Linked DNA regions of Homo sapiens: regions 2 and 3 are each linked to region 1. A link is a contact called in ENCODE Hi-C or POLR2A ChIA-PET data. All regions are on one chromosome and are shown on one strand. The core of a region is the stretch at or near the end of the contact, and the rest is flanking DNA. Distances in the headings are between cores, read along the strand shown. Region 1 holds the start of SPHK2 (sphingosine kinase 2). Region 2 overlaps PPFIA3 (PPFI scaffold protein A3). Region 3 holds the start of SLC17A7 (solute carrier family 17 member 7).

The links. A loop is a pair of places that touch in the nucleus more often than their neighbours do. ChIA-PET counts read pairs that join two places held with the same protein, here RNA polymerase II (POLR2A). Pooled maps may share reads with other maps.
Region 2: a loop to region 1 is called in a pooled map, with 6 times the contacts of the local background. The contact joins the enhancer-like site here to the promoter of SPHK2 in region 1. A Hi-C loop is called at or near these places in 4 of 50 pooled maps. POLR2A ChIA-PET finds 5 or more read pairs at or near these places in 3 of 52 experiments (K562, WTC11 and activated CD8-positive, alpha-beta memory T cell).
Region 3: a loop to region 1 is called in a pooled map, with 5 times the contacts of the local background. The contact joins the promoter of SLC17A7 here to the promoter of SPHK2 in region 1. A Hi-C loop is called at or near these places in 1 of 37 single-sample maps with no recorded cell type and 8 of 50 pooled maps. POLR2A ChIA-PET finds 5 or more read pairs at or near these places in 1 of 52 experiments (WTC11).

The regions. Positions count from the first base shown.
Region 1 is chr19:48,618,255-48,622,613 of GRCh38, forward strand. It overlaps SPHK2 (sphingosine kinase 2), which reads left to right and starts at 1,252. Exons shown (of 7, transcript NM_020126.5): 1 at 1,252-1,289; 2 at 2,148-2,299. The coding sequence starts at 2,261. RPL18 (ribosomal protein L18) reads right to left here and starts at 924. Exons shown (of 7, transcript NM_000979.4): 1 at 887-924. The coding sequence starts at 889. RefSeq lists enhancers at 1-395, 666-1,345, 1,506-1,595.
Region 2 is chr19:49,147,665-49,151,812 of GRCh38, forward strand. It overlaps PPFIA3 (PPFI scaffold protein A3), which reads left to right. Exons shown (of 30, transcript NM_003660.4): 24 at 419-594; 25 at 1,002-1,099; 26 at 1,329-1,504; 27 at 1,593-1,661; 28 at 1,883-2,054; 29 at 2,416-2,487; 30 at 2,572-3,362. The coding sequence ends at 2,474. It overlaps HRC (histidine rich calcium binding protein), which reads right to left. Exons shown (of 6, transcript NM_002152.3): 5 at 3,853-3,889; 6 at 3,534-3,668. The coding sequence ends at 3,632. Among named protein-coding and RNA genes, the nearest start is that of HRC, 5.7 kb to the right of the region's middle. RefSeq lists enhancers at 1,859-2,078, 3,668-4,148. Within about 2 kb of position 2,832, at least 34 of the 41 ENCODE cell types and tissues checked have a DNase peak (open chromatin) inside an H3K27ac peak, as active enhancers do.
Region 3 is chr19:49,440,137-49,444,476 of GRCh38, forward strand. It overlaps SLC17A7 (solute carrier family 17 member 7), which reads right to left and starts at 1,391. Exons shown (of 12, transcript NM_020309.4): 1 at 1,182-1,391. The coding sequence starts at 1,243. RefSeq lists an enhancer at 3,685-3,794.

The DNA.
Region 1 (4,359 bases), core at 2-2,501:
CCTAGCAATACTACTAGAACCACCTCTCCTACAGCATCAGTCAATCCAACAACCCTTACCAAATAGTGTCTTTTTAAAACATCGTTTTTAAAGTGGAGACAGGGTCTCACAATATTGGCCAGGCTGGTCTTGATCTCCTGGGCAAGGAATCCTCCCGCCTCGGCCTCCCAAAGTGCTAGGATAACAAGCGTGAGCCGCCTCGCCAGGCTCCTACCGCCCTGCTGCCTTTCTGAGCAACTTAAGTTTTTCAGACTGTGTTGACAATTACAAGAACTATTTAATAGCTCCACTTATGCAGCACTTACTGTGTGCAAAACCCCGTGATGAGCATCTCCTGTGAATTATTTCTTCCCAAATTCACAAACTTGTCAGATGAGATTACTGTGTACCCAACGAACAGCCAGACACTGGGGCAAAGGCTCAAAAACCATCACAAGGTGGGAAGGGGCCTGAGACTCAGAGACCTGCCTGGTCCCCAAATCCAGTTATTCGGCTCTCGATCCTCTCACCCGCCGCGGCCCCCATCGAACCCGACTTTTCATACTAGAAAGTGACAGGTCCAGATAAAGGCAGCAAAGCCAAATAACTAAGAGTGGCTGCGGGTCCAGCCACCTGGGTCGGAATCCTGGCTCTGCCACTTCCTGGCTTTGTAAACCCAGTCATATCAGCCTCCGAGTACCTCCACTTGGTCATCTACTAAGTGGGGGCGGTAGGCTATGACTGACCCATCCCTGCTTTCCTGGCCCCCAGAGTAGGTCCCCAGTATCGGGAATTGCTCCCTCCGGGCAGCCGCAGACCCCCTGCCGCCCTCCAGCGTGCCCCTAGCCCAAAACCACGGCGGATGGCAGCGGATTATCCAGCCCCGAACGCCGCAAAGCGAGCTCACCATGATGGCGCCTCCTGCTCGGCCAGGTCCGGAAAGAGAGAACGGGCTGGGGTGGGCGGGGAAAGCCTCAAGCGAGTGGCGCCGCCGTGACGTCACATGGGTGCGACGCGGCGCTCTACCACGATCCGGACTTCTCTGTGGTGAGTTGGACGACTGACTAGCCGGGCGATAACGGCAGAGAGCATAGAGCGCAGGAACAAGCGCAACGTCCAAGAGGGAAGGGCCAGCACGTCGGGGGCCTCTCTGGCCCTACCCAGGCCGTGTTCTCGATAGCTTTCCGGAAGAAAGGGATCTGGGAGCGAGATGCGTGTAGCTAGCACGATGCGTCGCGCGGTGACGCTCTGGCCCGACGCCGACGGCCTCTCAGTGGCTCCCGGAGGACCCGGCGGGCCCAGTGTTGGAGGTGAGGAGGCGGGGCTGGCAGGGCTAGTCGGGGCATCTGGAAATTTCCGACCCCACGCTTCGGGCGTTTCCTTATCAGGTTCACCGCTCCCTGATCTCGCGCTGCACTTCGTAGGCGCAGCCGCTGCTTGGGAAGTCCTACTTAAGGTCTAACCCGAGATGATCTTGCTGCACCTCAATCTATAGCATCCTGTATTCCCATCCTTTGAGTTCCGCTTCTCCTTCTCCCCCGGCCCCTAGATGGCCCTTCCCTGACCTAGAAAGAGGGAGACAGAGTTTCATAGGGGAGGCAAAATGGAGACTCCGTGGCTTGGGGGTGGGGGGAATGGAGGCCCAAAGGGTAGGAAGGAGACCTAGAAAGAGGGGTGAGATGGAGACCCAGGGAGAAGTAGTGGCAAAGAAAGATGGTGAGATGGGGCCTTGCAAGGCTATAACCAAATTCAAATCCTGGCTCTGCTAGTTACTAATGGGGTGATTGGGCAAGTCATTTAACCTCTCTGTGATCTTGGGAAAATCACTTAACTTCTTTGGGCCTTACTCTCCTTATGGACAAAAAGGGGATGACAACAGGCCTGGCACACAGGGGTGTTTTTCAGGATTATGAAAGTTAATAAAACTGCTGAGGTCAATATTTTGCACATAATAAGTGCTCAATAAAAATTAGCCTTCACTCCTATTATAGCATACATATTGTGTGCAACCAGATGGACTGGCTGGGGCAGTGATTAAAATGACTTATCTACTCTTCCCCCCACCCGCCAGGGAGGCCCCTGCCTCTTGGTTCTCAGGCACATTGAGCCTGGAAGGGCCTCCTGCAGTTGGCTGTCAATGCTGCTCCTCACTTACCTCTCCTCCACAGAGCTGAAGGTCAGGCCAGGACAGTGAGACCTGACTCCTTGCTCCTACCAGCCTACTATGGCTTAAGACCCAGGGCCAGGGTCCCGTTGATGTAACAGAGCAGAGGACCAGCAGATGAATGGACACCTTGAAGCAGAGGAGCAGCAGGACCAGGTAAGGGACCATCTAAAAGCCAAGATCCTCATACTGTGGAAAGACAAAATCTGAAGCTTTTCTTTAAAAAAAAAAAAAAAAAATTGGAGGCCAGGCGTGGTAGCTCAAGCTTGTAATCCCAGCACTCTGGGAGGCCAAGGCCTGCGGATCACCTGAGGCCAGGAGTTCGAGATCAGCCTGGCCAACATGGTGAAACCCCATCTCTACTAAAAATACAAAAATTAGCCAGGCATGGTGATGCGCACCTGTAATCCCAGCTACTCGGGAGACTGAGGCAGGAGAATCATTTGAACCCGGGAGGCAGAGGTTGCAGTGAGCCGAGATCGCGCTGCACTCCAGCCTGGGTGACAGAGTGAGACTCCGTCTCAAAAAAAAAAAAGAAAAAACAGGGTCTCACTCTTGCCCAGGCTGGAAAGCAGTGGCACAATCACAGCCTACTGCAGCTGCAACCTCCTGGGCTAAAGTGATCTTCCCACCTCAGCTTCCCAAGTAGCCTCCACCATGGCTGGCTAATTTTTTTATTTTTATTTATTTATTTATTTTGAGGTGGAGTTTCGCTCTTGTTGCCCAGGCTGGAGTGCAATGGCACGATCTTGGCTCACTGCAACCTCCGCCTCCCGGGTTCAAGCAGTTCTCCTGCCTCAACCTCCCAAGTAGCTGGGATTACAGGCATGCGCCACCACACCCAGCTACTTTTGTATTTTTCATAGAGATGAGGTTTCTCCATGTTGGTCAGGCTGGTCTCAAACTCCCGACCTCAGGTGATACGCCGGCCTCGGCCTCCCAAAGTGCTGGGATTACAGGCATGAGCCACTGCACCCGGCCAATTTTTTTATTTTTTCTAGAGACTAGGTCTCCCTCTGTTGCCCAGGCTGGTCTTGAACTCCTGAGCTCAAGGGATTCTCCCACCTCAGTCTCTCAAAGTGTTGAGCTTACAGGCATGAGCCACCGCGCCCAGCCTGGGAGCCCTTCCATAAGTGATTTCAGACCTTCTCTCCAGGCAGGTGTTCCAGTGGGATAATTTAGGAATCAGAGAAACTGAGGGGTTGAGGAGGATACTTATTATTTATTATTTAGGTGCACTGGCCCAGTCAGATTAACATCGAAAAAGACTGAGCACCGAACAAAGAGTCAAGTTACATTTTAAGTATTTCGTGGGGTAGGGGGAGATCTGTGCAGGGGGAAGCATATTATAGCAGCGAGAAACAAAGACAGTTATTCAATTGAGACATGCATTACATTATTTCTTACTTTTCAAGGAAAAACATGTTTTAGGACTTGAGTTTATCCTGTCTAGTGACCTTGCAGCTGCACAGTTAGAGAAACAGGGTCTTCACGATGCCTGGGAAAGGGAGTTAGATAAGGCTCACTAGCCACAAACAGAAAAACAGGCAGTTAATTTTTAAAGGACTCAATCTCGGGCCGGGCGCAGTGGCTCACGCCTGTAATCCCAGCACTTTGGGAGGCCGAGATGGGCGGATCACGAGGTCAGGAGATCGAGACCATCCTGGCTAACACGGTGAAACCCCGTCTCTACTAAAAATACAAAAAAAATTAGCCGGGCATGGTGGCGCGCGCCTGTAGTCCCAGCTACACACGGGAGGCTGAGGCAGGAGAATGGCGTGAACCCGGGAGGCGGAGCTTGCAGTGAGTCGAGATCGCGCCACTGCACTCCAGCCTGGGCGACAGAGCGAAACTCCGTCTCAAAAAAAAAAAAAATAAAAAAAAATAAAGGACTCAATCTCTTTCTCTTCCTCAGGGGGAATTGGGTTTTTTACATACAACTGAGTTTTTGCTTACACATTCTTTAATTTCTTTTAATTCCTGTTTCAGTGTGAATAGCTTTCTCCCTACTTCCCAGACAGGACAGCTGAGGCCAAGAATTCAGGGGCTTCCCAGCAGTCACACAGCAAGTGTGTGTGAGCTGCAGGGTCCTTTCTCCTTTTCCTCCTCCCTGTCCTCTCGTCTGTGTGACTTAGGCTCTATGTTTGAATCTCAGCTTCTTTGCCCAGTGTCTCTGCCTTTCCTTCTCCCAGGGCCCCAAGCTCAGTTGCTGTGCC
Region 2 (4,148 bases), core at 1,582-4,081, 530 kb after region 1:
GACATAGCAGACTCTTTCAGAAAGAGAGAGAGAGAGAGAGAGAGAGAAAGAGAGAAAGAAAGAAATTTAAAAATAAATATAATGTATATTTCGAATCACCTGAGGGTCTTGTGAAAATGCCGATACCGACTTCAGTAGGTCTGGAGTAAGGTCTGAGATTCTGCAATTCCAGCAAGTCCACAGGTGATGGTGACGCTCTAGGTCTCAGGACAACTGTTTGAGTAGCCAAGAGTATATGCTGTCATGAAGGGCTAGGAGACAACTCTGGATTGGTCCATTATCCTGAGCAGAGATTGGTCATTGTCCTACCATGGGGTGGGAAAAAACCTTGGATTGGGAGGTTGGACTGTACCCCTCTCATGCACAGTGGGAAGGGGCCAGAGGGCCTGACTCTTCCCTCACCTGCCCATGGCCCCAGATCCTGGCATATGGCGACATGAACCACGAGTGGGTGGGGAACGACTGGCTGCCCAGCCTGGGGCTGCCCCAATACCGCAGCTACTTCATGGAGTCGCTGGTGGACGCTCGAATGTTAGATCACCTTAACAAGAAGGAGCTCCGGGGCCAACTCAAGATGGTGGACAGCTTTCACAGGTGGGGGCTGCCTGGCCAGTGGGGACAGTCCAAAGGGAAGCCCCACCCCAGAGAGTCTTTGGCCAATAGGATTGGCCATGGGAGATTCCCAGGCTTATCTTGGCCCTTTTAGCCTGAGTTCTCAGGAAATCCTGACTCTGTGCTCCTTTCACCAATGAGATGGTCCACAGGAAAAGTTCAGATCCTGAAATGGCTTGGCTAGTTAACCCTGGACCCCTTCCAGGCTGGCCAGTAGGAAGTGCCTATTATTGAAAATGCCTCACCTCCTGAGGGGGTCAACAGTCAATAGAACTTATCAGCTCCCCACCCTTTCCAAGAAGAGCGCAGCCAGTGGGGAGGGACCCGTAGGAGCAGCAGTCTAGGGGACTGGAAAGCTCATCCGTGACTCCACTTCCCCTGCTGCTCAGGGTGAGTCTACATTATGGGATTATGTGCCTGAAACGGCTCAACTATGACCGGAAGGACCTGGAGCGGAGGCGGGAAGAAAGTCAGACCCAGATCCGAGGTGAGTAGAGCCTAAGGGTCCCTTTGGGAGCCAGGTGGAGGGCGTGGAGCTGGATGGGGAGGAGAGGGGGTAGGGGGAGACCGGAGAAGCAAATTGGCACCATAACCGTGGGGGTGGAGCCAGCGTGGGGGGCGTGGCCCGAAGAGACCAAATGGAGGTGGAGGTATGGGCTAAACTGAACTCTCCAGGCCACGGGAGGGGCACGGCTGAGGGTCCCTTCCGTCCCCAGACGTGATGGTGTGGTCCAATGAGCGGGTCATGGGTTGGGTGTCCGGGCTGGGCCTGAAGGAATTTGCCACGAACCTCACGGAGAGCGGGGTACACGGGGCACTGCTCGCCCTGGACGAGACCTTCGACTACTCCGACCTGGCCTTGCTCCTGCAGATCCCCACGCAGAATGCACAGGTGAGCTGCCGCTGGGCCCGGAGCATGCTGGGCGTCCCCACCTCGCAGACTGCACGCTCCAACCGCCCCCTCCACCTCCTCTTTCCAGGCCCGGCAGCTTCTGGAGAAGGAATTCAGCAACCTTATCTCCTTAGGCACAGACAGGCGGCTGGACGAGGTGGGCGCGGCAACAGCTCAGAGGGCTCTGCTCCCAGCGGCTCCTCGAGAGGCTGAGCTGAGGGGGCGGGGCCTGACTATTAATGGTCACGGTTGGAGGCGGGGCCAGGAGAGGGGCGGGGTTAAAGGAGAGGTGAGACCCGGAGAGGGGTGGAGTCAAAGGAAGGGGCGGAGTCAGACAAGGCAGGAGTCCCTCACCGGCTGTCCGGCTCCTATACCTAGGACAGCGCCAAGTCTTTCAGCCGCTCCCCATCCTGGCGGAAGATGTTCCGGGAGAAGGACCTCCGAGGCGTAACTCCCGACTCAGCTGAGATGTTGCCCCCCAACTTTCGTTCGGCTGCAGCGGGAGCCCTGGGCTCTCCGGGGCTCCCTCTCCGCAAGCTGCAGCCAGAAGGTGGGGGGCTCCCAAATGCGACAGCCCTTCCTCGCTTCCCTAGGGTGGGGCATGGACCACCTCAGTAGTCCGGGTTCTGGAATGGCCTAGTCCTTTCTCGCCCACCCCTGAGGAATGGACTGCTCCAACGTTCCGGACTCCCCCGTCAGGATGAAATGGATAAATCCCACTCCCCCTTCCCAGGGCGGGAGTGAACTCGCCCAATGCGAGTTTGAGTCCTTGGCTGCGGGGAAGGGAGGGAAACCCATGTGGAGCCCGGCGATCGTTGTGACATCGGGAAGGGAAGTCCAAAGGGAGGAATCCTGGAGAGGAACAGGGAGGAGGGTGCTCCAGGCTGAACCGCTGCTCGCTCTCCCTCCAGGCCAGACTTCTGGGAGTTCCCGGGCAGACGGCGTTTCGGTCCGGACCTATTCCTGCTAGTGCAGGCCTCCAGGTGAGGACCGTGCTGGGCGACCTTGGGGGTGCGGGGCGGCACGGTGGATCTTCACTGCTCCACGCGCTGCCCGGCGTCATGCAGGTGACCTCACTCGGACGGAAGAATCTTCCCGAGGCTGGGCTGTTCCCTCTCCTGCCCGGACTGTGGCCTCGCCGGGGAGAGCGGGCGGGGGAGCTCGCGCCGAGGACTGGACCATCTGTACAGACCAGCGGGAGTGCGCGCGCCCGCCTCGCACAGGGCCGGGGCCTGGACCAAACCACATGAACTGGACTGAGAGGGGGAAGAAGCGGGGAGGAAGAAATCCCGCCCCAAACGTCCGCTTTCCTTTTCTCTACTTTGTAATTTATTGATCAGTTTCTGTTGGGAGACGGGTGTCCTTTACCCGCGGGAAGGGGGCGGGGCTTCCCTCCCGGGCCGCATGCGGGGAGAGGCTGCTCCCTCCCCTTTTTCCTGCCCAGTCGCGGGGCCCAAGTCTTCCTTCTTCGTCCGAAAGGAGGGGAGGGGGGACTCGCTGCTACAAGCCTCGCCCCCTGTGCCACTCAGCTCCGCCCCGCCGCGTCCGGTCGCCGGTCCCCCGGGTCATCTGCGGGCGGGTTCCCCTCTCCCTCCCCCGTGTCTCGTGTCCCCGGGGCCTCACCGCCCCCCGTGCTGTGGCCGTGTCCGTGCCCCGGGGGTAGGGGGCGCAGAATGGCGCTTCCCCTTCTCCTCTGGCTCCGGGGTTTGCATGGGAGAATCCTCTTTCCACGATGCCGCTGGGCGACGTGGCGTGGGGGCAGGGGGACGGTGGGGGAGCCCTCGCCCCCGACTCTCGGTCGGCCTCCCCGCCCCAGGCGTCACTCAGTGATCACGGGTAAAGAGAACTGTTTCAAAAAGCTTCCTTGTTGACTGATTTTTTTTTTGCGGGGGGGGGGGGGGCTGTTCAACCAACCACCTCGAGCCAGGAGTCCAGGCCCCTCATCCCTCAAGTCTAGGTCCAGGTCTCTAGACCCTACCCGCATTCCCCGATGCCCTGAGATTCCCAGACCCCACGTCTGACAATGAGGTTTCGGGGAGCACGTTTATTCGGAGAAATAAATATAGCTCGTGGAAAGGGGTTGGAAGGCAGGGGGAGGTACACCTGCGTCGCAGTCGAGCGACTGGGTCAGGGTTCCGGCGTTTCCAGCATGTCTGCCAGGGCCCTGGAGACGAGAACGCCAGAAGTTAGACAGCTGGTGTTCAAAGCCCACCCCAGGACGCTTAGAGATCATTAACCTGCCCATTTCATGGACGGGGAAATGGAGTCCCAGAGTCATCTGATAACTCATAGCGAGACAAGCACTTCTCTAAACGGGGCTTTTACACGCTCCCCTTTTACACACTTACTGATAAAGGGACGAGGAGAAATAGTCAACGTAGCTTCCTGTGGGACAGCAGAGAAAAGAGGCTTGAGGGGTACTGCACGAGCAAAATTAGGCAGCCACTCAGTATAGCGTGCGAGATTAGTGCTAGCTCCACCTCCTTTTCCCTAATTCCTTCTTCCAACTGAATCCCTTCTACCGGACCCCTTTTTCGTTCTGGGTGATTCCGTTCTCCAGTAGCCCCGCCCCTTCGATTCCTACTTGAGTTGGCCTCGCCCATTAGGCTCTAAGCCCGCATCTCAACCCTCCACTCATTTCTGT
Region 3 (4,340 bases), core at 141-2,640, 820 kb after region 1:
TCATGTTACTAGAGGGTGGGGTAACTTTGGAGCTAAGAGGTGATCTGCAGCAAGCAAGACTGATGTTAGACTTAGCAAAGGACCCCCATGGCCTAGCGAGGTGGACTGAAGCTCAGCGAAACACAGGGTCAGGGCTGTGGGCCAAGGGGACAGGGCCTGAGGGCACGGCGGCAGGGGCATGGTGCTGATGAGGCCATCTCCTTCGTGCACTGTGGCCAGATATATTTTTAGGCTTTTCCGCAGCTGAGTAATTTATCTGACTTAGAGCCAAAGCTGGGGTTGGGGGTGAGAGCCTGTGGGGAGGTGTCCAGATTATCCTGAGGGACACTCGGTTCACTGGGGTCATCAACCTGGTTGGGAGGGAGTCCCTGTCAGCCCCAGCCTGTATCCTTTGGGAAGGCTGTCCTACCCCAGGAGCCGAAATTTTTGGCCTCTAACTCCTTTCTCTCCCAGGGACCCAGGGTGCTGTGACTTCTTCCACCCAGCCTCACCCCCTCAAGGACAACGGGCTATGAGCCCCAATCCGCTTTAGCTGCAGATTAAACTCCATGCCAGACAGAAACGGAAAAAGACACAGAGAGACGGAGAGACCCATGGTGGGAGAATTAAAACACAGAGACGGGGACAGGGACCCAGAGAAGTGGGGACCAGAGATCCAGGGAAGAGGAGAGACCCAGAAAGAGGGGGACAGAGACTCTGAGTCAGGAGTTGATAGAGATCCAGTGAGAGCAATGGCCAGAGAACCAGAGAGAGGGGCACAGAGACGCAAAGAAGCGGAGGCAGAGATCTAGGGAGAAGGAGGGGCCCAGAGAGAAGGGAGCCGAGATCTGGAAAAAGAGGGAGACGGAGACCCAGAGAGAAAAGGGGCAGAGACATCCAGAAAGAGACGGGGACAGAGACCCAGAAGTGGTGGGGGAGGAGCCAGAGACCCGGGAGAGAGGCATTTACAGCACCAGAGAGAGTGGAGCCGGGTGGGGTGGGGTGCAGAAAAAGGAACAGGATAATGGACAAGGCTCGACCAGGGAGAACAGCGCCGTCGGAGCCCACGGCAGAAAACTGGACAGATGGGTGGACCCCCATGCCGGGGTATCGCCCGTTCATCTGTCAGTCTGCGCCCAGGTGGGAATTAGCATCCTCCTCAGATCCTCCCACTCTTCTCCCGGGACCCCCGCCAGGCTCACCGGTGCAGCTTCCCGAGAGCACGACCCGCTAGCTTCCGAAACTCCTCCTGGCGGAACTCCATGGTGGCGGCTCCTGCCGCCGGTCACCCCGCGGGTCCCCCCCGCCGATCCCCCCGCCCGCGGGCCCGGGCGGCCGCGTCCGGGTTCCCGGGGTCCAGCCCCGGCCCGGCCGGCCCCGCAGCTCCGCTCGGGGGGAAGGAGGCTGCAAGTGCAGGCGGCCCGGGGGCTGTCACAGGACTCAGCGCCGGGGGCGGGGCGCGGGAGGCCCCGCCCCGGCCCCACCAGGCCCCTCCCCTCGTCTGTCAGACCCGCCCCCTCTCGCAGCCCTTTCATCCTCGTCCTGTCCCCTCCTGAGCCTTCCAAGACCACGCCTGTGGGTTCTGAACTCACGCCTCCGAGTTCACGCCCCCCAATTCTGTTCCTTCCCCAGGCTACTCCCCCTATCCCTGTTCCATCACCCCTGGCTCCTACCCAGATTTTCTCTCCTCTCCTGAGTTCTCATCCCCATCATTTCTCTCCCCGACTTCTGTTCCCCCTAATTGCGTCCCTTACAATCCTGTCTTCTCTGACTTTCCCTCTGCGTTCATCCTCCAGTTCCTTCACTCCTCCCCGCCCCCACCCCGCAATTCCATCCCCATCCCACCTCGTCCCCAGTTCCAATAGTCTCATCCAGGGAGTTCTTTGTTTTCTCATTCAAGGGAAATTCTTTCCCCTCAAGTCCAACGCCTACTTCGATCCACCTGTCGTCCCCCTCTAGTCCCTTTCGCCACCCGGGTTCTTCACCCTTGAGCTCCATCTCCTCCTTAGTTTCCATCTTTCCCCTTTGAATCCCATACTCCTCCAGCTCTATTCTCCCTCCGGCGTCTCTCTCCTCCCTGTTGCTTCTCTCCCTGAGTTTCATTCCCTAACCCCGATTTTCTTCCCTCTGGCTTCCGCCCCCCACAGTTATATTTCACACACCCCGCCAGTGCCAGCTGCGACCCCATAGTCTCCCCATTGTGTTATTTCTCTGCTCCTCTGGGATCTGTCCGCGCTCTGAGTTCTTCCCTAGCTCCGGGGGATCCATTCCTCTATTTGAGTTCTGTCTCCACCCCCTGAGATCTGTCCCGCCCCCTAAATTGTGATCCGCACCCCCTGGCATCCTCACCCGCCCTCTGAATTTGTCTCCTCCCCTAGGATCTGTCGCTGACCTGAGTTCTGCCCCCGCCCTCTGAGTTCTCTCCCCACCGTTGGAGTTGTGTCCCCTTCTCCTAGGATCTGTCCCTGGCTCTGTTCCCGCCCTCTCAGTTCTGTCCTTGCCCCCTGGAATCTGTTCCTGCCATCTGAGTTCTACCCCTTCCCCACAGGATCTATCTCTGCCCCCTGGAATCTGTCCCCACCCACCGAGTTCTGGCCTCCGTCCCTGGGATCTGTCCCCGCCCTCTGTGTTCTACCCCTGCCCCATGGGATCTGTCCCCGCCCACCCAGTTCTCCCCGCCCCCTGGATCTCTCCCTACCCTCCCAGTCTTGCCCCGGCCCCATGGGATCTGTCCCCGCCCTCCGACTTCTGACCCTCGCCACTGGGATCTGTCCTCGACCTCCCAGTCCTGCCTCCGCCCCCGGAATCTGACCCCGCCCACCGAGCTCTGGCCTCCGCCCCTGAGATCTGTCCCCGCCCTCCCAGTCTTGCCCCTGCCCCATGGGATCTGTCCCCCGCCCACCGCCTCCGCCTCTGGGATCTGTCCCTGCCCTCCCAGTCCTGCTCCCACCCCCGGAATCTGTCCCCGCCCACCGAACTCTGTCTCCACGCCGGAATTCCAGCGCCGCCCCGTTGGGTAGAGCCCGGCCCTTCCCTGTCCTGGGCCCGCAGACAGGGTCCCGCCCCGCTCCTGTCCTCAGACCAGCCCATCTCCCGGCGCTGAGTCCACCTCCAGATCCAGGCCCCAGGAGGGTGATCCTTTCCCCACTACCTCCCCGCGTCGGGCCGCAAATGCATTTGGTATTAAATTTTCATGATGCGGCCCGCGGTGGGGTGGGAGGAGCAGACGGCGCGTCGGGCGGGCGCCAAGGACGGGGTGGCCGGGAAGCCACTGACCGCCGCAGCCTCTCGCTTCCAGCCTTGACTGGCTGTGTCTCTGGGTCTCACAGCTTTGAGAAACCCCTGGGACCCCAGAACGGAGGACGCTGCGGGTCTGAGGCAGGAGGGAGGTAGGAACTGGGACTCGTGGGGCTGAAGTAGCAGCGCGGGAGCCGCTCACACGCGCCACCCAGTGGCTGCAGAGTCCCCGGCCCGGGTGCGGAGGCGGTGGTTGCGGCTTGGGGCCAGGTGTGAGGGTGGAGCAGATGGTGAAGAGGAGGGAGTGGGAAGCGGGCCCCGCCGCTGCCAAAACTTGGGCCTTTGCCGAAACCATCGCCATGGAAACCGAGGAAGGAGGAAAGGACTCAGCCGCACACTTTTTCAGGACCTGGGAATGAGTTACTCGGCCCCCTCCAGCGGCTCACCGTCCCAACCACAAGTCCCAGCGGCCTCTGAGCCTCAGCGCTCGTTTGAGAAGGGCCGCGCACTCCGAGGGCCGCTGGGAGATGTAGTTCTCTGAGACGATGGGCAGGGAAAGGTTGCGCCCTCTGGTGGACACGGCGCCCACGTTCGCTCATCCGTTCCGCGGCCGGAAAGACCCTACCTGAAGTCACTCCCACCCTGACCTCTTCCCCGTCTTTTCTCCCCCTCCCTCACAATTCACCCCATTGCAGACACATTGTGCTTGCCTGCCTGCCTTTTCTTTCCTTCCTTCCTCTTCTTTCTCTTCTTTTTTCTTTCCTTCCTTCATTCCTTCTTTCTCTGTCTTCCTTCCTTTCCCCTTCCTCCTTCCTTTTTCTTTTTTTCTTTCCTTCCTTCATTCCTTCTTTCTCTGTCTTCCTTCCTTTCCCCTTCCTCCTTCCTTTTTCTTTCTCTTCTTTTTTCTTTCCTTCCTTCATTCCTTCTTTCTCTGTCTTCCTTCCTTTCCCCTTCCTCCTTCCTTTTTCTTTCTCTTCTTTTTCCTTCTTTCTTCCTTCTTTCCTTCCTTCCTCCTTTCCTTCCTCCCTTCCTTCCTTTTTGAGACAGGGTCTCACTCTGTCGCCCAGGGGCAGCTCACTGCAGTCTTAACCTCCCTGGGCTCCCACCTCAGCCTCCCGAGTAGC